Linked DNA regions of Mus musculus: all the other regions are linked to region 1. Evidence: chromatin loops called from intact Hi-C (ENCODE). Cell type or tissue: heart. All regions are shown on one strand. Links, peaks and the distances in the headings refer to the core of each region. The heading gives the core; the rest is flanking DNA.

Evidence for each region. Peaks named below come from ENCODE experiments on the same cell type or tissue, not always from the same donor. Only the 100,000 strongest peaks of a DNase experiment are listed, where the experiment ranks them.
Region 2: a loop joins it to region 1, with 1.9 times the contacts of the local background. A loop is called at or near these places in 2 of 42 quality-filtered maps.
Region 3: it touches region 1 in a loop (2.7-fold over the local background); 2 of 42 quality-filtered maps call a loop at or near these places.

What each region holds. Positions count from the first base shown.
Region 1 is chr10:118,589,146-118,596,718 of GRCm38, forward strand. No RefSeq gene overlaps it. Among named protein-coding and RNA genes, the nearest start is that of Ifngas1, 36 kb to the left of the region's middle. In heart, for the core only: a CTCF peak has its summit at 3,678 (motif pointing right); a DNase peak (open chromatin) is centred at 3,676.
Region 2 is chr10:118,711,596-118,719,168 of GRCm38, forward strand. Gm33337 (predicted gene, 33337) reads right to left here and starts at 4,131. Exons shown (of 2, transcript NR_155867.1): 1 at 4,006-4,131; 2 at 2,886-2,987. LOC115485728 (a long non-coding RNA gene) reads right to left here. Exons shown (of 4, transcript XR_003948963.1): 4 at 4,831-7,107. In heart, for the core only: no CTCF peak of the experiment used is centred there; no DNase peak of the experiment used is centred there; H3K27ac peaks cover 1,303 bases.
Region 3 is chr10:118,761,699-118,769,271 of GRCm38, forward strand. The region is part of intron 1 of Gm33439 (a long non-coding RNA gene); the gene reads left to right. Among named protein-coding and RNA genes, the nearest start is that of Gm33439, 19 kb to the left of the region's middle. In heart, for the core only: no CTCF peak of the experiment used is centred there; a DNase peak (open chromatin) is centred at 4,483; H3K27ac peaks cover 1,795 bases.

The DNA of each region.
Region 1 (7,573 bases), core at 1,171-6,170:
ACGACCACCCCACAGAACCAAACTAATGCAAAGACTAAGGGAAAATTAAACAGACCAATGGGTGAATTACAGATAGCCAATAAATGCATTTAAAAAGTCTAGCATACTTAGTCTTCAGAGGAATGCAAATCACAAGCACAGGGAAATAGGGCCATTTGGGGAGAGTAAGAGGATCAGTGAGGCAGAGGTGAAACAGGAGAAAGCGATGCCTAAAACCCATGTCTATACAAGAAATGCATAACAATAAAAATTTTAAAAGACAGAGACTAGTTGGAGTTTTGGAGCAAGCGTCAACAATACTGCACCCATTTTTCCTGTGAACATTCTAGTTTCTTTACATCATCAAACGTCTACATCATCCATCAACCCCCGAGCACCCTAACCCATCCAGTCTGAAGGTCTTTTACAACATATTTAGACACCAATTTTAACAAATCTTATTGTTATTGTTAACCTTGATGCTGAAAAATACTTCAATGAATACTCTTCATTCATCAAAGTATGTTTTCATTCAAAATAACTCTATGGTGAAAGATAATAAAAACTCCACTCTGAAAACAGAAAACTGTATTCTCTCTCTCTGGTGAAGAGATTCAAGGGTTGATATGGAACATCTATATAGTTGAAGGTGTGTTTTTTGCTTTAGGATTTGATCACACTTGTAAGACCACAAAGATGTTTAATAAATAATTTGCCCGTTTTTTAATTGGGATATGCACTAATTGAAAGCAGGGCTTTTAAACATCAACCCAAAGCTAATTGTCATTGTTTAATTTATAATATGTCTGAAGCATAGATAGTATACTCACATAGAAGAAAGCAATCAATGGCAGTTTTTCTACAATATTCGAAAAAATAAACAAGGCAAATTGACTTCAAGTTAAAATTTCATCTACTTCATGGTTTGAATATGCTTGGCCCAAGGAGTAGCACTATTAAGAGGTGTGGCCTTTTTGGAGAAAGTGTCACTGTGGGTGTGGGATTTAAGACCCTCTCTAGTCCTAGCTGCCTGGTAGCCAGTATTCTGCTGGCAGCCTTCAGATAAGATGTAGAACTCTCAGCTTCTCCTGAACCATGCCTGCCTGGATGCTGCCATGTTCCCACTTTGATGATAATGGACTGAACCTCTGAACCTGCAAGCCAGCCCCAATGAAATGTTGTCCTTATAAGAGTTGCCTTGGTCATGGTGTCTGTTCACAGCAGTAAAACCCTAAGACAACTTAATGTCAAATTACCTGATTATGTTCAGTGAGCAAAAAAATTTAAAAGACAAATTTGTGGTCTGCTAATAATTTACAGATATTTGTAATGTTAAAACATATGACATCAAGTATAATACATTAAAGAAATATATGTGTGAAGCTTTTTATTATATTTAAATTAATTATTTTGTTAATTTACATCCCAAATGTTGCCCCCCTCTCGTCCCCCTCCCAGAGTTCTTCACCTTATCCCACCCCCTTCACTTCTGAGAAGGTGCTCCCCTCCCTCCCAGGCATCCCCCTTCCCTGGGGCATCAAGTCTCTACAGGATTAGGCTCACCCTCTCCCACTGAGGCCAGACAAGGCAGGACTTTGCTACATCTATAGTTTGGCAGCAGCACTATGTGGTGCTGCTAGAACAAGAACCTTTGTATAGGTTTAAGGATCCACAATAGTTCTCCCAAGCATCACCTACTTTGTGCTCCTCAGAATCCCGAGTCTCCTCTGGCATGCCATTCACTAGAAAACATTATAAGAATTTCATTCCGTGCTTGTTTTTTTCTTCTTCTTGAGATGGTGAGCAGGTAGAGGGGAGGACCTGCATCCTACTAATTGCTTCTTCCCTGAAACACGCATTAGCATGGTGCTTACTAAACTCTCAGCTGATAGCGAAATCGACGGGACTGGTAGTCAAAGACTATATGTATATGTACATGTATATGTAGTTGTATATGTATAGGATGTATATATGTGTGTATATATGTGTATACATGCATGTTTATGTATATGTATATGTGTGTATATGTATATGTATGTATATACGTATATATGTGTATATGTATATATATGTTTATATGTGTATACATGTATGTTTATATATGTATATATGTGTGTATATGGGTATATGTATGTGTATATGCGCATATGCATATATGTGTGTACATGTATATGTGTATATGTGTGTATGTGTGTGTATGTATATGTACGTGTATGTGTATATGTGTGTTTGTGTGTATATGTGTATGTGTATATATATATATATGTGTGTGTGTGTATGTGTGTGTGTGTGTGTGTGTGTGTGTGTGTGTGTGTGTGTGTGTGTATATATATATATATATATATATGCTGGCAGTTCAGACATAGGAAAGAACACTTGCAAGGGAGCTGGCTAGACTCAGGGATGAAAGGGTTCTCTTAAAGTTCTCGTATTTGGACCTAAGAATCCCAACCACTGTGTCACACCACTACCTATGGAATCTACCTCCAAGGAGCAAGTAGCTTTTTTTGTTTTGAATGACCGCCCAGCAGAGCTTGGGTCTTAAAGGGGCTCAGCCCATATGTGGTGAACGCCATGTCTTGGTGAATGTGCTGGATTATACAATGTTGGCAAACCAACTCCTGTTGAGGATTAGGGCTCTCTTGTCTGTAGCTCCCAACATCTGTTTTGGCTTTTATGTAGAATCCTGCTTCTCCGTATTGTTTTTATTTTGTGTTTTCCCCAGACTCATGGGTGGTGTTTGTCTAAGATGGCTTCCGACTCTAAGGTGTGAAAGGTCCCCCAGCATCTCCTAGTGAGTTTGCTGTTTTGTTTTACATAGTTAATTAATTAATTAATAACATGGCTTAACTGCCACTTTCCTTTATGGTTTTGCTTCTTTGGTTGGTTAGGTGGATTGTTAAGACCATCATGCTGGGAGAGCAAGTCCTCGGCCTCTTTTTCAGAACACTCTAACTTGTAGATTAATGCTCCCATCTCAGTTGATGTCTTTAGCAGGAAAAACAAGTAGACATCATAAAGCAAATAGGTGAGTGTTGGAGGGATCAGAAATTGAGAAACTAGAAAGATTCTTCACACTAGATGACAGCCGCACGGTCTCTTTAAACAAAATCTAAACTTAGCTACGTCTTGGCTTTCAGTTACCTTAAACATGCTCACTCTAATCTTTCAAATCTAGCCAGGTGTGATGGTGCACACCTTTAATCCGGGCACTTGGGAGGCAGAGGCTTGTGGATCTCTGAGTTAGAAGCCAGCCTGGTCTATAGTTTGCGTTCCAAGACACAGAGAAACCCTGTCTCTGAAATGAAACAAAACAAACAAACAAAAACAAAACAAAACAAAATATAAGTGGAAAAGATAGAATTTAAGTATCAATCGAGCAGTTTACCTTTCAGTCTGTTTCTTGGTATGGATATGCCTGATAAATAATTTTTAAAGCCCCATTGTTGACTTTGTCTTCTAAGTGGATCTAACCCGCAGACGATCAATTCTCTTGTCCTTTCTTTTTCTCCTTTGGCCTCATTTCTCTATAAAGTTGTATTTTTAAAGCCAAAAGGCCGGTGTGGATTAACTTGAGCATCATTAGGATGAGATGGGTGAAAAGAGAGAAACTGAAATGCCAACGCTACCTTGGACCAACGTGGGATGGCTAGACACACAAGGGCCACCTTTGCAATAGCCCTCAGTTCCGATCTTCGCCACTAGGTGTCGGTAAGTAATCTAATTGGATGTCTAATTTAGGACTTCAGCAAATAAGTAGCATTGCGCTGAGTGAAGCAGAAATAAAAATTAAGGTCATATGGTCTAAATAAAACCCCGAAGATTATCTCTAACGGTTATTTGAAAACAGCGGGATGGGTCCTTGGACTATGAATTGGAAAGTTTATAAATTAACAAGAACACACAAAGAGGTTCGGCCCTTACTAGGGAAAATGAATAAATCTTATTTTATGGATGCTTCCATCCCTCTGTTCTATTAAGCGGGGCACCCTGCTGCCTGTATTTCCATGAGCGGAACGAGATTTTATATGGTCTAAGAGTATTGACTGGACTCTTGGCTTCTGCTGAGACTGGCTCCTCTGCTCAGTCCTTCATTGGCACATATGTTTTCTTGTTGAGCTGTTTCAGAGCACACGCTGAGGTATCCTGAACTATCTGAAAACCCAGCTCAGTAGACCGAACCCCTGCCTACAGAGTCATTGTTGGGTGAACTCCTTGCTTATTCTTCAAAATATTTCTGGTCTCTTAAGCCTGACCACAGGCAGTTCTCTCTCTCTCTCTCTCTCTCTCTCTCTCTCTCTTTCCAATACATAGCTATGTGGCCTTTCCCAGCTTTTACAACAAATGACTTTCAGTGCCTCTGACTTCTCTAGACTGTGACTTCATGAAGGACAGAGACCACTGTAGAAGCCCTTGCTCAGTTGGGTTGCTGCTGGCACACTGATTATTGTTCTTATATTCCTGAAGGCTCTGGCCAGTCAGGGCACCGTTGCTGGCCTCCTGCCTCCCATGGCTTCATGTTATGTCAGCAGGAAGCAAAGTATTTGTGTCTCATAGTAGTAGGTACTTAGGAAGGATAATTAAGTATTCACCAAACTGATGTGTAGTTTTGTCTCGTGTGTTGGTGTATTTGAATGGTGTCTTCAGATGTTTGTAAAGAGAGCTGTTTATTATACATCCATTGCCAATCTATTTACAAGCAGTTACACAGCAGAGGCGTGGGGATTGTATTTATGAAAGATGCTAAATCAACACTTGGGAGTCTATTTCGAAGCAAATTGCAGCATTTTCCCAACCCTGAGAGAAATAACTTGAGATTAGAAAACATCTTTTTTTCCCAAAGAGTTTAATACACTTGCAAATACACACCAGTCTTTCAAACTGTTAACAGTAATTACATTTACATTTCATCGGCGTCCTTAATTTTTAAAAATGAGTATAAATTAGAAATTTACAAACTAGTGAAAATTAAGATACATTTATATAGTGCTTATTGCAAAGCTGTTACTGTGTTGCTAGAGGAGGGAGGAGGTGTTCATAGGACAGGCTCCATCCCTCAAGAAATGGACAATTAATTAGAAGGGCTTCAAATCTCGAGTTCTTTTGTTAAAAGCTAGGAACCAAAGAAAACTTGGTCGCCATGAGAGAGCAAGGATTTGGTTTCCAGGCAGGGTTTTACAGGATTGTGGCACTTCAAACCTAGACTCTAACATCTGCAGAGTTAGGTTTTCAAGTTTCTACTTCATGACTTAGCCAAATGGGATCCTGAAGGGACACAAGGTGTGTCTACATCTCTATGTTTAAAGGGAAGGTTTGTAGGCTGGCCAAGGGACTCACTGGGTAAAATCGTTTGCTGCATAAGCCTGACGGCCTGAGCTCGATCCCTGAGACCCATGGTGAAACGAGAGGTCAGACTTCTGAGAGCTGACCCCCCATACACACTTATACACACGCCCATACATGTGCCCATACATGCACCCATAATGCACTCCTACATATATTCATATACACACTCATACATGCACTCATGCACACACTCATACACATCTCCATACATGCACACAAACCATACACCCATACACACACCCCTAAACACTCATACACATACACCCATACACATTCATACCCATGCCTATACACACACTCATGCACACATATACACATACTCACACACACACTCATACATACACCATACAAACACCCAAACACACACCCATGCACACACTCCTAAACACTCATACACATCTCCATACATGCACTCATGCACACAACCCTATACACTCATACACACACCCCTAAACACTCATACACGTACACCCATACACATTCATACCCATGCCCATACACACACTCATACACACATATACACATACTCACACACACACTCATACATACACCATACAAACACCCAAACACACACCCATGCACACACTCATACATACCCACACACACACCATACAAACACCCATATACACTCATACACATACATACACAAATGCATATACACTCATACATACACATATACTCATACACACACCCATACACACACTCATACATCCACTCATACACACTCATACACACACACTCATATGTGCTCTTATACACACACTCATACACACACCAATACACAGGCCCCCACACACATATGCATACTCATATATGCATTCATACACACACCCATATACACTCATACACACACTCATGAATGTACTCACACACACACTCATAACACACACCCATACACAGGCCCATACATGCACTCATATATGCACAAGTAAGATTTGTAAAACTGATTCGCTGTTCAGGCATATCTTCTAGTTCTTTTACTTTTCTTTCTGATATTACAATATAATTATATCATTTCCCCCATCCCCTTTCTCCCCCAAACCTCTTCATATAGCCCTCCTTGCTCTCTTTCAAATTCATGGCCCCCATTTAAGATTAATTGTTATTACACAAACAATGTATATATACATACATCTATACTTCCAAATATAGCATGTCTCGTCTATGTTTGGATAGTTTCAGAGCTGAAGATTTGGTGTTAGATAACCGGTTGGTGTCCCCTCCCTTTTAATCTAATGGATAAAGTTATTAGAACAAATCAAAATGACTATCTTCGGGTGCCTCTAACCCAGTCAGTAGCAAAGTTTGGCCTACGTCAAAATTATCTGTAAGAATGATAAAACACAGATTCTTCTTAAAACCTACGAGATTACAACTACCTGGAAGGAGAAGGCTTTGTGCTTTTATTGAGGTTTCCACGTGACCCCGGTTCAAGGACAATTAATTATATGAGCAATTTGAAAGGTCTGAGAAAAAAGTTGACCATAGTTAATCTATAAAGCATGCTATAGTTACTAATGCTTTTTTTCTGATCTGCTAACAAATATTCCATTTTAGGAGACGTGAGGAGATGAACATTACCCGGCACTGCTGTGTTGACAATGCTCATAGGTTACAACAGAAAACAACACTCACAACTGAAGTTCTGTTCCGCGAACCCTCACCAGGCCACACCTCTAAGACTGGAGACAGCAACGTACTTCCCCGTCCAGGCTGCTAGCTCGCTGCTTGCTCTTTTGAGGACACCTAGCTTATCTTAGTCCCAGGGAGTTCAATCTTTCAAATTCCTCTTCCCAGAAGAGGACTCTTTAAGTCATTCCAATGAAAAGGAAAGGCGCACGGGATTCCCTCGCGAGGTGTTCTCTGAACTGGCTGCTGGTGGCTCCCTTGGCAGGGATGAAGCAAAAAAGGCGCTGGCTATCTGCTACTGACAAGCTCATTCCTCTTCGTCCAGCCCTTGGGTCCCTTCTTGGCAGCCCTGTATCAGAAAGCAAATGCGGACAGTTCCAAATCAGCTGCAGACAAAGCTACACTGCAACACTCCTGCACCTCTTAGCTGATGTTAGGGAGTTCTTCCCGGTACACTTTAAACAGAGATGGGGGAGGGGAAGGCTCTTTGAAACAATCACTTTGCTGAGGTAACACATTCAATTCTGTTCGCACAAAATCACTCCTTGTGCAAATGGGCAGCTGGGACTTAGCCAAGAGCTGAGAAGAAAATGGATGAAGCCTTTCATTCTACACTTGA
Region 2 (7,573 bases), core at 1,499-6,498, 120 kb after region 1:
CTTAGTCTTTTGAGAGAGATTTGCATTTCTCCACATGGGTGTTCTGAATGACTCCGAAACAGACGGCAGAAACTTAACAAAGAGTATTTATAAGTGTTCCTTAAATCCCTTCTCCAACCTGCTCACTGAGCAGCCACCCATTGACTAAATTTAGGTGGTGGTGGGGGGAGGAGTATGAGCCCTCAAAGACATGGAAGCTCTTACTGAAGGGTGTGGCCTAAACGGAACTGTTCTAGAATCTGCTGGCCCTAAGGGTTTCCTCAGTAGCTTACAAATATGTGTTTTAACACTAAATCAATATGTGGTTTCCTGCACCTGAGAGGTGACCTATGTGTGTGGACACCGTCCTGTGAAGGGAGCCCCCAGAGCCCTCCTTTTCAGTGTTCTGTACTTTCCGTTCGCCTAGGAACATGGCAGTCAGCAGTGACTGGTCATCCTCTGTTTAATCTCTGATGGCAGAAGGGGAGGAAGGGCATGGTTTTATTTCTGGCCCGACTTATTTCAGTCTTAATCTTTTTTGGAAGCAGAGGAAAGATGGCAAGCCGTCTGGAACATTCTTTCCTGCCGACTCAGCAGAGAGCAAAGCATACCTTTCCTTCAGAGGCCCAGTGACATATATTTTATTTCACGTGGGATATGGAGCAAGGTTAAGACTTGTCTGGTCTGTGTGAAACCTTTATACTGCCTACTCACGTTACATCTCATTAACCCACTGCCGGGTTGCACGCTTCTAGAACATCTTAGCTTCTAGACGGCCCTCTTGCAGTGAACTCTGGAAGTCTTTGGGGGATTTTTCTGTGTTCCATGGTCCAGCTAATTTATGTTAATTATGGTACTATGAACCACTGATTTCTTCTTAAGGGTTCTATTTGTACTTCATCTCTTGTTTTCTGGTCGACTCCATGGTCTCTCCTTACAATACTCTACTCAAGACTACTAGGACTGAAGAAGAAGATGGAGGAGGAGGAGGAGGAGGAGGAGGAGGAGGAGGAGGAGGAGGAAGAAGAAGAAGAAAAGAAGGAAAAGAAGGAGGAGGAATCAATTTTTCTTAAAGACAAACAATAATTTAAAAGGAGCAGCTTAAATCCAGATTGTGATTGGGATATGATCACAAGCGTTAACAAAGTAGCTAATTTCAGGGAGGAGGGAGAGAAGGGGAGGGAGAAGGGGGAGAGAAGTGGGAGGGAGAGAGAAGGGAGGGAGAGAGGGGGGAGGGAGGGAGAGGAAGAGAGGGGAGGAAGAGAGGAGAGAGGGAGAGGAGGGAGGGAGAGAAGGGTAGAGGGAGAGGGGGCAGGAAAGAGGGTGCTCCCTTCTCTCTCAGGGCCATCTCTCTCCAGTCACTTGCTCCCAATGCTAATTCAGTCCCATAGGTAATAATTTTAAACAAGTTTTACCCATCAGTGTTTAGCACGGAGCTGGGTTTACATTCCATCTCTCATCTCTCTCCTGACTGACAACCACTCTTCTGTAAGTCCTCTGCACACACAGCACACCCCAGCAGAGGTGCCTTAGTCCAACCACCCTGTGGGTGACGAACTAAAGGATCCTGCGGGTGAAGTATAGTGAACAACTCACCACACTCTGTTTTTATGTCAGGGAAGTTCAAAGTGCAGTGGCATCAGAGAAGCTACACGGTTAAAATCACGGGCCATGAACACTTGTAAATGGAAAGCTGAGTTTAGGTAGTCCCAGTAACATAGATAGCTTTTTTCTTCCTCTCTTTTTCCCAAGGACTCACTACGGACAGGATTCCATGGGACCTGGACTCCTTGGGATCTCAGGTTCTTCTCTCTGTGTCTTTCTCTGTCTCTCACTGTCTCTCTCTGACTTTATTTCTCTGTCTCTCTGTCTCTCTGTCTGTCTCTGTCTCTTTGTCTCTCTGTCTCTCTCTGTCTCTGTCTCTCTCCGTCTCCTTCTCTTTCTGTCTGTCTCTCTCTTTCCTCTTTCCCTTCAATTTTTTCTTTTGTAGTACCCATGTCTAACAAGCCCCACCCTTGTCTTTTATGGCCCAGGTACTTTGTATAAGCCTTCTGATAAAAAGCTACTTCTTTTCTAGAAATATCCTCTTCCGAGAAAATGAGAGCTCACCCCACACACTGTATCACCTACTAACTTCTTTCGTACCATACCTCTTATTTATTATCCTTGTTCGTTTTTTTTTTTTAATTCTCCATTAGACAATGGAGTCCAGAGTCATCCAAGTCTACCTACCACCATGTGTGTGAGGGCAGAGAGCTAGGTAAGTATTTGAAATGGGGCATCGATGGAATGGTCGACCCAAGCACATAGGATTGAGCATAACTTATTTTCATGATATCAAAATCAAAGACAGTGAAGTCTGGACACAGAACTATTTAGTCTGGTTCAATTGTACGAAACATGGGGCTTTATCTTCCTTCTGAGGGAAGATTGGAAATAAATAAGAGATGCAGCCCTGGCAGAGGTGGCCTGGCCAGCGATTACTGCCTCCTCTCCCCCCCCCCCCCCCCCCAGCCCCGACCCGATGCATTCAGCACCCTGTGACTTAATGTGTAGCCAGGCTTTCTAGAGGCATAAATTTCCATTGTTGCTATGCCCGTCTCTACAGATGGGAAATAAACAGCCTGTTTCCAACCCACATAAAACACAGATGCCTCCCAAACCACAGGTTTGCCCTGGACACTTGCGACAGTCACGCCAGCTGTCTGTGTTGTTCCTTTCCACAGATCTACCCACAGACGAGGTGACTTTATTATTGCGGGGAGGGGGGAGGAGGGAGGGGGAGGGCGAGAGCGAGGGGGAGGGCAAGAGAGAGGGAGGAGTCTGAGACAGCAAAGTAGAAAGTAAACACCGGGCGCATGCCCAATTTCATCCTGGAAACTGTGAACCTCTAAGAGTCAGTGAGCAGGGGAAGTCACGGAGACCCCGTCTCCGTCCTAACAGCTTCTGCTGTCATCCATGAGGAACCCGCGGCGCCACCTCGAATCCGCCACAGCTGCACGGAACACCTGTAAGACCAATTTCTGTAAAGTGTGTCATTTCAAGAGAGTTCAGGAGACACAGAAAGCAAAGGTAGAAGAAGCCTCCCAAGGTTTTCTAAAAATAAGAACAAAGCTTGACTTTCAGACAGCAAAGGCTCTACTGGCACTAACCTCCACAAGTCTATATTTGGAATGGCAGGACCAGGGGAAACAGCCACCAGGAAGCTAGGAGAGGTGGCTGCATATGTCTAGATAATTACGTGATTGACGGGCCACACTGTGTGAGGCCAGCCCGAGGATCTTTTTTCATCCATTTTTCTTGCTTTGTTTTTCTCACAAACTTATCCCTGCCTTCTGCTTTAAGCAATGCCTGTTCTCCGGGATCCTGAGGATGGTAACAGAGGAATGCCAATCATTTGCATCAGGGCTACTGCTGTTTGAGCATGGCCCTCCAAAGTTCCAGTTTAAGTGTTTGTGGGAAAATAAGATGGTCTTGAGAAGTGGTGAGTTCTCAAGATGTTTGGGTAACAGAGGTTCTTCCTGTGGGTGGAGAGGAGACCCTTAGAAAGCTACCTCAGTTCTGGTACCTTCCACTCAAGGGGACTCCCTGCTCCTCGATCAAGAGAGCAAGCAACAAGGGCCCTTCCTGCTCAGCGTTGCATGGCTGTACCATGATACCTAAGATAACCAGCCTAAAGGAATTAACCTTTATCTTGGAACATGGCTATAGACACTTTGGTCCTTGTGTTTGGTCCCCTTGCGTGGGCCTGTGGTGAGGTGGCTGATCAGCATAGCAGAGAGCCCATGACAGATCAAAACAGCTCATATCATAACAGCCAGAGAGGAAAAGAGGCTAGACACCAATAACCCCAGAACTGCACACTCCTGGTGGCCCAACATCCTTCTACCTAGCTCTACCACCTTGAGGTTCCACTGCCCCCCCCACAGTAATGCCAATCCTCCAAGAGAGTTTTAGGTGATGTTTGAGAGCTGAAGAAGCACTGTTTTTGAAAGCAGAAAGACAACAATTATCAGGAAGTTATACCTGTTGGTTTCCTGGTCTTGTACTTTCCAGTCACTGTGGAAAAATTCCATCTCTTTTGTTTGTTTGTTTTATAAATGACCATGAAGTGAGTCTCTTTGGAGACTCAGGTATGTCAGGTGATGTCTTGCAGAAGCAGACACGTGAGAGATGCATGATGTTTACAAAGAATATAAATATAACCCCACAGACAGAGTGAGGAGGCTCTTGGGTTGGTTCTCCGCCTTGCACAGGTCACTGATCTTCACTTGTGACTTCATAGAGAGGAACTCGCCAAAGAATTTCTTGATATTCTGGCTGCTTCTTGCCATCTCTGCAGACTCGTGCCCATTCGATGGAAACCACTTCGGTGGTTTCTTCTGGATCGAGGTGCAGTTACTGATTTGAGTTTGGTGTTTGCCGATTAGACTGCAATTAGGCTGCTACTGATTGGTGTTTGGTATTTTGGACTGAACTGCTGATATGCTGACAAGAAAGACTGGGATCTCCCCCAAAGGACTACTTCTACACAGGTCTAAAGACCCCATTTCCTATTAACTTTCCTTTTTTCCCTGTCTCTGGCAGGCGGTCTAGAAGAGAGGTTAAAGCATTAAAGAACCCCAATTAAAGTAGGTTTTGAAAAAATCCAAGCCTACATGACCCAGATTTGGAAGCCCAATTCTGTAACTGTAGCCAAATTAGTTACCCTTTGATCCAATCAAAACTGTTGCCTTAGTTATAAATATAGTCCGTGGACATCCACACATACATAAATACTGAAGCATCTCTTCCAAACAACTCAGTGACTCTCTTCAATAAGCAGCTGAGGGAGAAGTGAGAGTTACAGAATTTTTTCACTAATAAGGTTTATTTGAAGTATTAAAAAATGAATCTAGAAGATTTAGACAATAATGTTATTTCCCTGGGATGTATGGTCGAGGAAGTGATTGTGTACTAGAGAAACAGATTGGAGTTCCCCTTTCTGTCCTTTGTTCCCGAAGGCTAACGCCATGATTTATCACTTGGCTCTTCTGCCTGTGGCTTCTAGCTTCATTTAGTCAGTAGAAGGAACCATGAGGCAATTAGAAGGTAGGAGAGGAAAGCCACCCGGGCATGTCTTCCTGCCGGACAGTTGTCCTGGCAGTGGTTCCAATGACTTTGATCTTTTCCCACCCCCAGCTCCTTTCCCACCCTCTTCTCTGACCTGGGCTTGGGAAAGGAACTTCACAGTTGGCCACCAGCGGCTGGCCCACTGTACCTTGTTGATACCCGTCCATCTCCTCCCACCTAGGCAACAGTTGCTTCGGGAAGTTATTTCAGTGAAACCTTCTGCAGTGTGCGTTTTGATTGATCCGGCATGCTGAAGAGTTTTATTTCTGTCCCAAGTATATCAGGAAACCACTGAAATATTTTAAACTCAAATTTCAAAGTTCTAACTCTGGCTATGGTCTAGGAAATGGCCTACTAAAGAGAGAGAGAGAGAGAGACAGTAGATGTTGATAGATCATTGTGGGTTTTTAAATAGTGGCTCAGGAGAGACGCCATTGATGGTTTGACTAGGTACAGGTGATGATGGAGATACAGGTGATGATGGAGGATCCAAGACCTGTCTGCCTGTAAAATCATTATAACCTGGTGATGAATCCAACTCAGAAGAGGAGAAAAATGAGAGACTTTCAGTCATGTGTTGTGATGAATACAGCACTGGGGAACCTCTTCTCTAAGCTCTCATCTCATGGTTTTGATTTATGACCTGCGGATGGTGAGATGTCTTTAACATACCTAAGTAGGCAAATAAATCCCCAAGCCTAAATAACTGAGAGGAGAAGTCTAGACAGAGGTTATAAATCTGCGAGCTGCCTGCACCTACACGGGGTGCTAATTAACCCTGTGAGTTATGATACCTTGGGATAAGAAATGTTTTCAGTGTTCCAGATAGAAATATGGGGACTCTTTAGGGATCCCCAAAATGAAGGAAAATGAACACATACAGGAGTAAGATGCCATTTTTGTACTCTAATGCCCGTATCCCATATTAACATCTTAATATGAACATTGAAAATACAAAATAATGAAAGGGTTATGTTGGACCAGGTATCTATCATCTTCATTAGCCAAGCTGGATAAGAAATGTTTCATACCTCATGGAGAATGCATGCTAAGTAAACAACATAATATATGAGAGTCTCAGAAAAAAAAACAAACAAACAACTTTTTGTTTTTCATCCTGAAGTGTAAGGGCTTCATACTGTACCAAGTTAAGTGGTGTTGCCATAGAAACCACAGAGGGTTACCCACATCTTTTTGTGCTAGTCTATGCCCTAGCAATATGGCCTATATTCTTATCCATCTTGTCCACATGCAATCCAAAACCATCTCCTTCATGCAGTCTTTCTTCAGCAACTGTAGTGAATTTTCCCCCTGGATCCTTAGTCCTGTGTCCTCTAAGAATATTTATCAGATGTGGCCACAGCGTTGCCTTTTAATCTTTACCCACCTTACAATTAATTCTGAACACACTGAACAAAAATACCCTCTTTTGTAAACATAACCAAACCAATTACCTTTTGGCACAATTCAAACCATTGTTTTAGGCACAAATGTCTTACAGAGACACCCATAAACATACAAGTAACTGAACATCTAAAACAAAGCTTGTGTTTGCCATTTGCAACCCACTATGAGACTATTTCGAACTCCTTCATTTGTTAGGATGCTAGGAGTGGGACACAGCTTGATTTCTTAATCTATTCTTGGGTCACAGTCACGTTCTCCCGGCCTCTGTTCCTCCTCTAACTTTAAAGTTAACCACCTCGCTGCCAGTGTTCCGTTAGACACTCACGATGGCCTGGATATTGTTGTTGAGTTTCGTTTATCTCCAGTCTGAAGACACCAGATGGAAGGAGGAGGGAGAATGGCTGGTGAATATCCATGGCTAGGCAAGTTAGTATGCCATGATGGGTGTATGTCAGATGTGTGTACTCTTGATATGATCTCATGGTGGCCCGTGGCGGTTGTTACTTCACTGGCATCGAGGAGGCTGGTGCCTTTACTCAGTTGTGTCTGATAGTCACTTTGAGGAAGACGCTTGGGCTCGGCTTCCTTGCAGAGAGGGGACCCGTGTTTCTGTTGAATAAGCACAATACTCTTAGCTTAAGCACACAGCATCATGAAGATGGCCATTTCCTTTTCTTTCTTTTTATTCGTTTACATTTCAAATGATATTCCTCTTCCTGGCTACCCCTCCACAACCCCCTATCCCATCCCATCTGATACCCCATCCCCTTTGTCTCTATGCGGGTGCACCCTCTCACCCACTAGTGGTGACTCTAGCATCCCCCTACACTGGGGCATCAAACCTCCACAGGACCAAGGGCCTGCCCTCCCACTGATGTCAGATAAAGCCATCCTCTGCTACATAGGCAGCTGGAGTCATGGATCCCTCCATGTGTACTCTGGTTAGTGGTTTAGTCCCCGGGAGCTCTGGGTGGTTCGGTTAGTGGATATTGTTCTTCTTATGAGGTTTCAATTCCTTTCAGCTCCTTCAGTCCTTCCCCGAGCAATTCCACTGGGGTCCTGGGCTCAGTCAGAT
Region 3 (7,573 bases), core at 1,499-6,498, 170 kb after region 1:
TCTGCAGGAGGGACTAGGAAACAGAAAATTCAGGGGCGGTGGACTTAGCTCCATCGGAAGAGCGCTTGCCTAATACTGTTCCTGAATGCCTGGGTCCAGTCCCCAGCACTGACAAGCCTCCTGCCACGCTTGTATGAACCTGTAAATCCAACACTCATAAAACAGGTGCTGGAAGATCAGATGTTACAGGTAATCCTTGATTGCATAGGGAAATTGAGGCCAGCCTAGGCTAGTGGAGAGGAGCAGGGAGAGGGGGCATTTAGATAATCAGAATTTAGCAAACCACAGGATTCATCATACATTTCAGAATGACTGGATAGATTAAAAGTAAAGTGCGTCTGCTTAATATTTCTGGAGATTGGTTACAGAAGAAACTTAAATGCATCTGAGAACGTATAAACATTAACCCACAGTCTCTGAGAAGAAACAAGATACTGAACAACGTAGTAGTAGTAGTAGTAGTAGTAGTAGTAGTAGTAGTAGTAGTAGTAGTAGTGTAGTAGTGTTTGGGGTAGTCAGCAAATGCCTAACACCAATGATCAATTTTGATAGGAGGTATCTCAGCTGTTAGAATCATCATAAATTTTTCAATTTTAGTGATACAGACTTCTGGTGGCCCCCTCAGCTGTCCTTTATTTGTTATTCGCTGTTTCTTGATTACCAGGAAAATTATCAAACTATAAATTAGTTTTTGCTTTAGTCGGTGTTCTCTAGACAGACAGGACTGTCAGTAAGGGGAGGGAATTATCTTCTTTGGTCCTGGAGGCTGAGAAGCCCCAGGCAGGCTGTCTGACAGTTAGCAGGCTAGCGAAGCTGGAAACAGAGCCCAGTCAGTACACATCTGGAGATGTCACAGCCGTGCAGGATACTAGTGCAGCGGTCCTCAACCTGTGGGCCAGGATTCCTTTGGGGGTCGCATATCAAGTAGCCTGCATATCGGACATTTACACTGTGACTCATAATAGTGGCAAAATTACAGTTATGAATTAACAACGATAAAATTTTATGGTTGGGGGTCACAACAGCATGAGGGACTGTACTAAAGGGTGGCAGCGTTAGGAAGATGGGAACCACTGAATTAGTGTAACTCCCTAAAATCCTGGTTACCATAGCAGCCTTCCGATGCAAATGCTGGAGTCCAAATGCCGGAGAACCTGTAGTCCTGATGCCTGATGACAGGAAAAATAGGTACCCTGTCCCCAGGAGAAAAAAAGCAAAAAGCCATCACTCCTCTATCTTTGTATTGAAGTTGGACCACTAGTTGATTAGATGGTGTCTGTTCACACTGACGATAGATCTTCCTACTCCCATAGACTGCCATGCAAGGCTCCTGGGCAAGCCCAATCATTCCAATCAAATGAGAAGCCAACTGGTGGCCCTTTTGGCTGTAAATGAGTGCGTTCCGCGCCTGTGGAGATTCGAGAACAATGAATGCTTAACCTGGGTGTCTCTTAATTCAGTCCAGTTGACATCCCAAATTAACATCACACTCTGGCAGAACCACAGGCTGGGACTGCAAAAGTCTAAAGTTGATGGGACCATTTCGGAAGCTAATCCAGCTTTCCCTCCATGAGCAGCTGACTAGACAGAGGTACAACGTAAAAGGGACATAAAATATCCCTATGTGACTCAGCCAACCAGACTCCAGGGGGTTCCATGGTGGGAATCCAAGAATGGGGGAGGGGAACTAAACTGTGGAGAGAGTAAGCCCACATTTCTAATCACACAACAAAGCAGCTCTAAGAACTTCACAGGTTTTCCTTGCCTGAGTCCTCGAAAACAGACAAAAAAGACAGGCTTGTTTGTGGTTCTCGTCTTTAGATAAATAAACCGAAGCTGAGAAATGATAAACTCACTGATAATCATCAAGCAGGAATATGAACTAAGGCTTTGGCTTTTAAAACAACTCTGCAGTCTTGTGTGTGTGCCCGCAGGTGCTGGTGCACATGTGTGCAGGTATTTGTGGACACATGTGTGCATGTGTATGGAGGCTAGAGGTCAATGTCGGGTGTCTTAATCAATGGCTTTCCACAATGTTTCCTTTGTCTCTACTACAGTAATCACAGGGGAGTGGTTTTGATGCTTTAATTGAATCGGGAATCGACTACCAACGCTGAAGGTCCTTGTCCCCAGTTAGTTTTTGATCTGTCAATCAAGATGCCAGTGGCCAATGGCTGGGAAAAGGGAGACAGGGCGGGACCCTTAGAGTTGCTCAGGCTAAGACAAAGGGAGAGAGAGGAAATTGAGATTCTTGAGGGAGAGAGAGAGAACAGACTCAGAATTGCAGGGGAGATCATATAAAATGTAGGCGGAAAGGGAAAGAGGCCCACGGAACGGCAGTCCAGAAGCGTCTTGGGCATCACAGACAGTAACCAGGAAGCAAAGTTAAAGGTACATTTGGAAGGGGTTTAGCCAGGAGTACCATAGGGAAGGGCATGGGCATGCTAGCCGAGGAAGGCTTAGAAGTGCCTAGCCACTGAGCCAGTAAGACATGTTAAAGATAAAGCAGTGTGTGTGTGTGTGTGTGTGTGTGTGTGTGTGTGTGTGTGTGTCTTTCATCGGTGGATCCAAAGAGACCCTGGGCGGGTGGCTGGTAGTGCACCTCCCCCAGGAGCTAAAACTACACGCAACAGGTAACTGTTTTTTTTTCTTGTTTTATTTAATTAAAATAGTATCACATTATTTATCCCTATACCTGTCCCCCTTCCAACCCCTTCCATGACCCCCACTCCTTTTTCAAATTCATGGCCTCTTATTTTTAAATTATTATTGTTAGGCACATGTGCATATGAAAATAAGTGTATAGATGCAACCTGCTAGGTCCATTTAGTGTTGGTTATAAAGATATATATGAGATAGATAGTTAAATTATAGATAGATTATAGATAGATAGATAGATAGATAGATAGATAGATAGATAGATAGATAGGACAGATAGGTAGATGATAGATAGTTGATTGATGGATAGATAAGATAGACAAAAAGATAGATATAGATAAAAAAGAGATATATAGATTAGATATAGATATAATGTGTGTGTGTGTGTGTGTGTGTGTGTGTGCGTGTGTGTGTGTGTGTGCGCGCGCGCGCGCGCGCATTTTAAGGCTGAACATTTGAGTTTGGATAACTATTTAGGGAGTTTATTTGTGGTGAATGCTAGTTCTCTCTCTCTTAACAGTTTTTATTGCCTTTAGCTCTTCATCTTGACCAATGGTCCTCAACTTAAGGGCTTCAACTTTCCTTTGGGCTTTGAACAACCCTTGCACAGGGGTCAAATACCACATATCCTGCACATCAGATATTTACATTACAAGTCATAACAGCAGCAAAACTACCATTAGGAAGTAGCAACGAAAATGGTTTTATGGCCGGGGGTCACCTCAACATAAGGAACTGTATTAAAGGATCGCAGCGTTAAGAAGGTTCAGAAACACTGATTTGCTGGCAGGGATTCTTGCTGGTCCCCACCCACACTGGCATTGGCTTGCATACTGATGCTGCTAGGCAGATCTGCATATCTGGGATTCCACTGTACACTGGTAGGCATGGCGTTTATATATTGCTGGGGATCCAAACTCATCCCATAGTGTGTATGCAATGCAAACACATCACAAAACAATCTCCCCAGCGCCCATGTGATGCAGTCTTATTCTTAACATTCACGACACTCTCTCCTTACTAGATAGATACCTTCAGTAATATTCGAAAGAGCCCTGATGAGGCCGGGGCAATCGTGGTATTTTGTTCACTATGGTGGTTCAGAAACATCAAAACAGCCAGCACCTTCAGTTAAAATTACCAGTCAAGAGAATGGCCTAATTTTAGTTCGTCTGAACAAAGCAACAGAAAGAACTGGGGTTCCAGAAACCAGAGAGAAGACTCTCCCAGAATCCAGAGGGAGATGAACAGCACCTTGGTATCCGTGGCTTCATCACCAAGGAGAGGAGTTACTGCTGACGAACTCCTCTGGGTACACAGCTATGCAGAGACAGAAAACGGAAGCTGAACCGTTGAGGCCCTCATTAGATTGTAGGAGCCACAGAGCTCCTGACTCTAGACTTCATCTCCTATGAGGCCATAAATGTCCTCACTGTTCAACTAGCTGCAAGTTGTGAAAAACACACTAATCAATATCGGCATAGCCCCTAAGTCCTCCTCAGACCGGGGAGGGGGAATGGACCACTCCTAATAAATAACCTCCCTCCTGTGAAGGGGGCCTTAGAGTGTACCCTCTCTATGGGTGAGGGGGACAAAGGCCAGGACGCTTGAGTAACTCACATGAGGTGACGCTGATAGTACTTGATAAGGTTGGAATTTGTACCAGGGAGGGTGTGTGTTTTCCTGTACACACAGGGCAAACTTCAGCCAGTCGTGTCAGGTGCACAGATCACGGTCCAGTCTTAAGCAGAATCTAGGCAAGGGCCTTTTAAGGATAACAGATAGTAAACAGTCTGCACTCAGAAGCGAATGCCTTTCAAAACAGAGTGCCTGTCACAACAAGGAACTTGTGGCCTGCCTAGGGGAAGCCCCTTGTGTGCCTAGGCTGCCACAGCAGTCGTAAAAGGCTGTGTGATTCAGAGACTAATCCCAGGCATATTGAACTCAGGATAAGAACTCAAAACATGACTCTCAAAGTCTATCAGCTAAGGTTATGTGAGGCGACTGACAGCCCTGCCTGCCCTGCTCAGGCCTGGATCTGTTATCAGCCGGTAGCACAGAAGTTCAACTCAAACAGCTAGAAAAACAGAATGTGGTCAAATAAATAAACAGGAGGAGGGAATCTACCGCTACAGGGAACAAGATCTCTGTGATGGCAACATGACTCCCACAACATGCTTTATGTAAAAGAATCTGCTCTCTCTTATCCATGTCCTAAGAAGTTACAGAATCTCTCTTTTCCTTAAATAGGTTGCCATTCTGCTGTAAACTCTTACTGAGAATTTTGCATTTACAACAGAAAATAAATGATTGGGATATGTGAGGACATTTCCCAATCTCTACCTCTAGCAGAGCTCATACTGGTGCTGATATTGGACACTGAGCTATTCTCGATGTGACCCTCCCATGCTTTTCCCTTGGATAGGGATATAAACAATCATGTGGCCACATTCAGGCCCTTGTCTGCTTCTCTCCCCCCATCCCCCACCCCAATGGTCTTAGCTTTCATTTCTAACCCTTTTTGTGTTAGGAAAAAAGCCATTCTCGCTGCTGTGTGTAAGGGAGGTTGGCTGATGGTTATGTACTTGTTAATATGAAGGAGATTGGTCTCACCTTTGCTTCACATATGAGCAGGAGTTCAAGGTCTGCTGCTAACTAGCTGGCCGTTATTGCAGGTGAACTTTGGAACTAGTGTTTAGCACCTAGAAAAATCCGAGAATAGTGTCAGCCTCATGGTGTTAAGAGGCGCACATGAATCAGATAAGATGCGGAATGTAAACACGTATTTTTACAGTTCTAATTCTTGTTCATGCTACTGAAGTATCCCACCCAGAGTTCATTGCAAAGGAAGAGATCCTTGACACACGTCATTTCTTTGCCTCAGCTTCTTCTTGCAGGGGATGAATGAAGCTTGCTATCCAGAACCTGTCTCCTATATGAAGAATATTCTCTGATAATTATTTTTCTAATGGACATGAGCTGCATTTTTCAAAGTGTACCCCACACACACATGCACACACACACACACACACACACACACACACACACACATACACACACATGCACACATGCACAGAGAGAGAGTGAGAGGGAGGGGGAGAGGGGGAGAGGAAGGGGCAGGGAGAAGAAGAAGAAGAAGAAGAAGAAGAAGAGAAGAAGAAGAAGAAGAGGAGGAGGAGGAAGAAGAGGAGGAAGAGGAATAAGAGGAAGAAAGAGGAAGAGGAAGAAGAATTATTTCTATGTTCGGGGGAAATGAGTGAAAAATTCTTTGGCGGAATATTTTCAGAGCATCTTTCCCAGCTCTTGAAGATTCTGCTATTCATGGCAGACTGGCAGCTTCGGAAAGTCTCACTCTAAAGAATTGCTTTAAATTTAGCTTTTCAGAAACCAGTTTGACCGCAGATTCCTTTTTCTATAGATAATTGCTAGGCCAGTCCTATGCTCCATGGAATATGTGCTGGGAAATTTTAGATTAGGGCTGAAGGCTAGAAACACGAAGTAAGTGTGACAGAAAAGTACACTGAGGAGACAGGCTGTGGGGGTGACACTCTTCTGTGTAGAATCAGGAGAATAAGGGTTGAGGACTATGTCACTGAGGGTGTGACATTGAGAAGAATATGTCCCCTCTCAGCCACAATGGGGAAGTGTGAAGGAAGGAGATGGATGAAGAAGGCAGAAGAAAGCCATCTGTGATGACATCGGCACTCAGCAGACAGTGACTTGAGAGCTGAAGAGACAGATGGATGTCCCGGCGTCACGGAAGAAGGAGAACAACATGAAGAAGAGCAAAATAAAGGATACTGGGCTAGACGTGGCGAAAGAAGACACTTCTGAAGATTCCACGGGTGGGAAAGATTCCAGACTGCTCTGCCACAGAGCTGCCTGGTCTTCAAAATCCTGGTACCATCAGCAATTCACAAAAAGTGAATCTGTCAAAACATTAACTTCCTGTTTGAGAAGAGGGCTGAATGGTATGTGGATGCATTAGAAATTTCCAATTGTTACAGTAAGTCTCCTTGAAACAGTCACACAACACTCATGATGCATTTCTGAAGTAAATATGACATAGAGGTTCTTGCAAATAGTTTAGGAATGTAGGGACTGGAGAGACAGCTTGGTGTTTAAGAGCACTTGCTGCTCCATCAGAGGACTAGAGTTTGGTTTCTGGGACCCATGTCAAGTACTTCCCAAGTGCCTATAACTCTAGCTCTAGGGGATCAGATGCCCCCTGCTGGTCTCCATGGATACACAGACTCACATATACATACTTACACCCAGACACACATACACACACACACACACACACACACACACACACACACACACACACACACAGAGAGAGAGAGAGAGAGAGAGAGAGAGAGAGAGAGAGAGAGAGAGAGAGAGAGAGAGAGAGAGAGAGAGAAATAAAAATAGAATAAATCTTTTTTAAAAGCTGCTTAATGGACTCACAAAATGGTTCAGTGGGTAAAAGTGCTTGTTTCCAAGCTTGATAATCTGAGTTCTATACCTAGGACCCACACACCAGAAGAGAAAACGGTGCTTTCAAGTCGACTATGCACACATCATGGGCATACACATGCATGATAGATAGATGGTAGATAGATACATAGATTCATAGATAGATAATGCAGGGATAGATAGATACAGATTATAAATAGATATCTAGATACATTAGATAGATAGATACATTTGATAGATTTATAGGTAGACATAGATACATTAGATAGATATGATGGATAGATGATATACTAGATAGCTAGATAAATGATAGATATAGATATAGATAATAGATAAATTTATAGATAAGCATAGATAGATCAACCAATAGATAGGTAGATACATAGATACATAGATTCATAGATAGATAATGCATGATAGATAGGTACAGATGATAAACAGATACCTAGATACA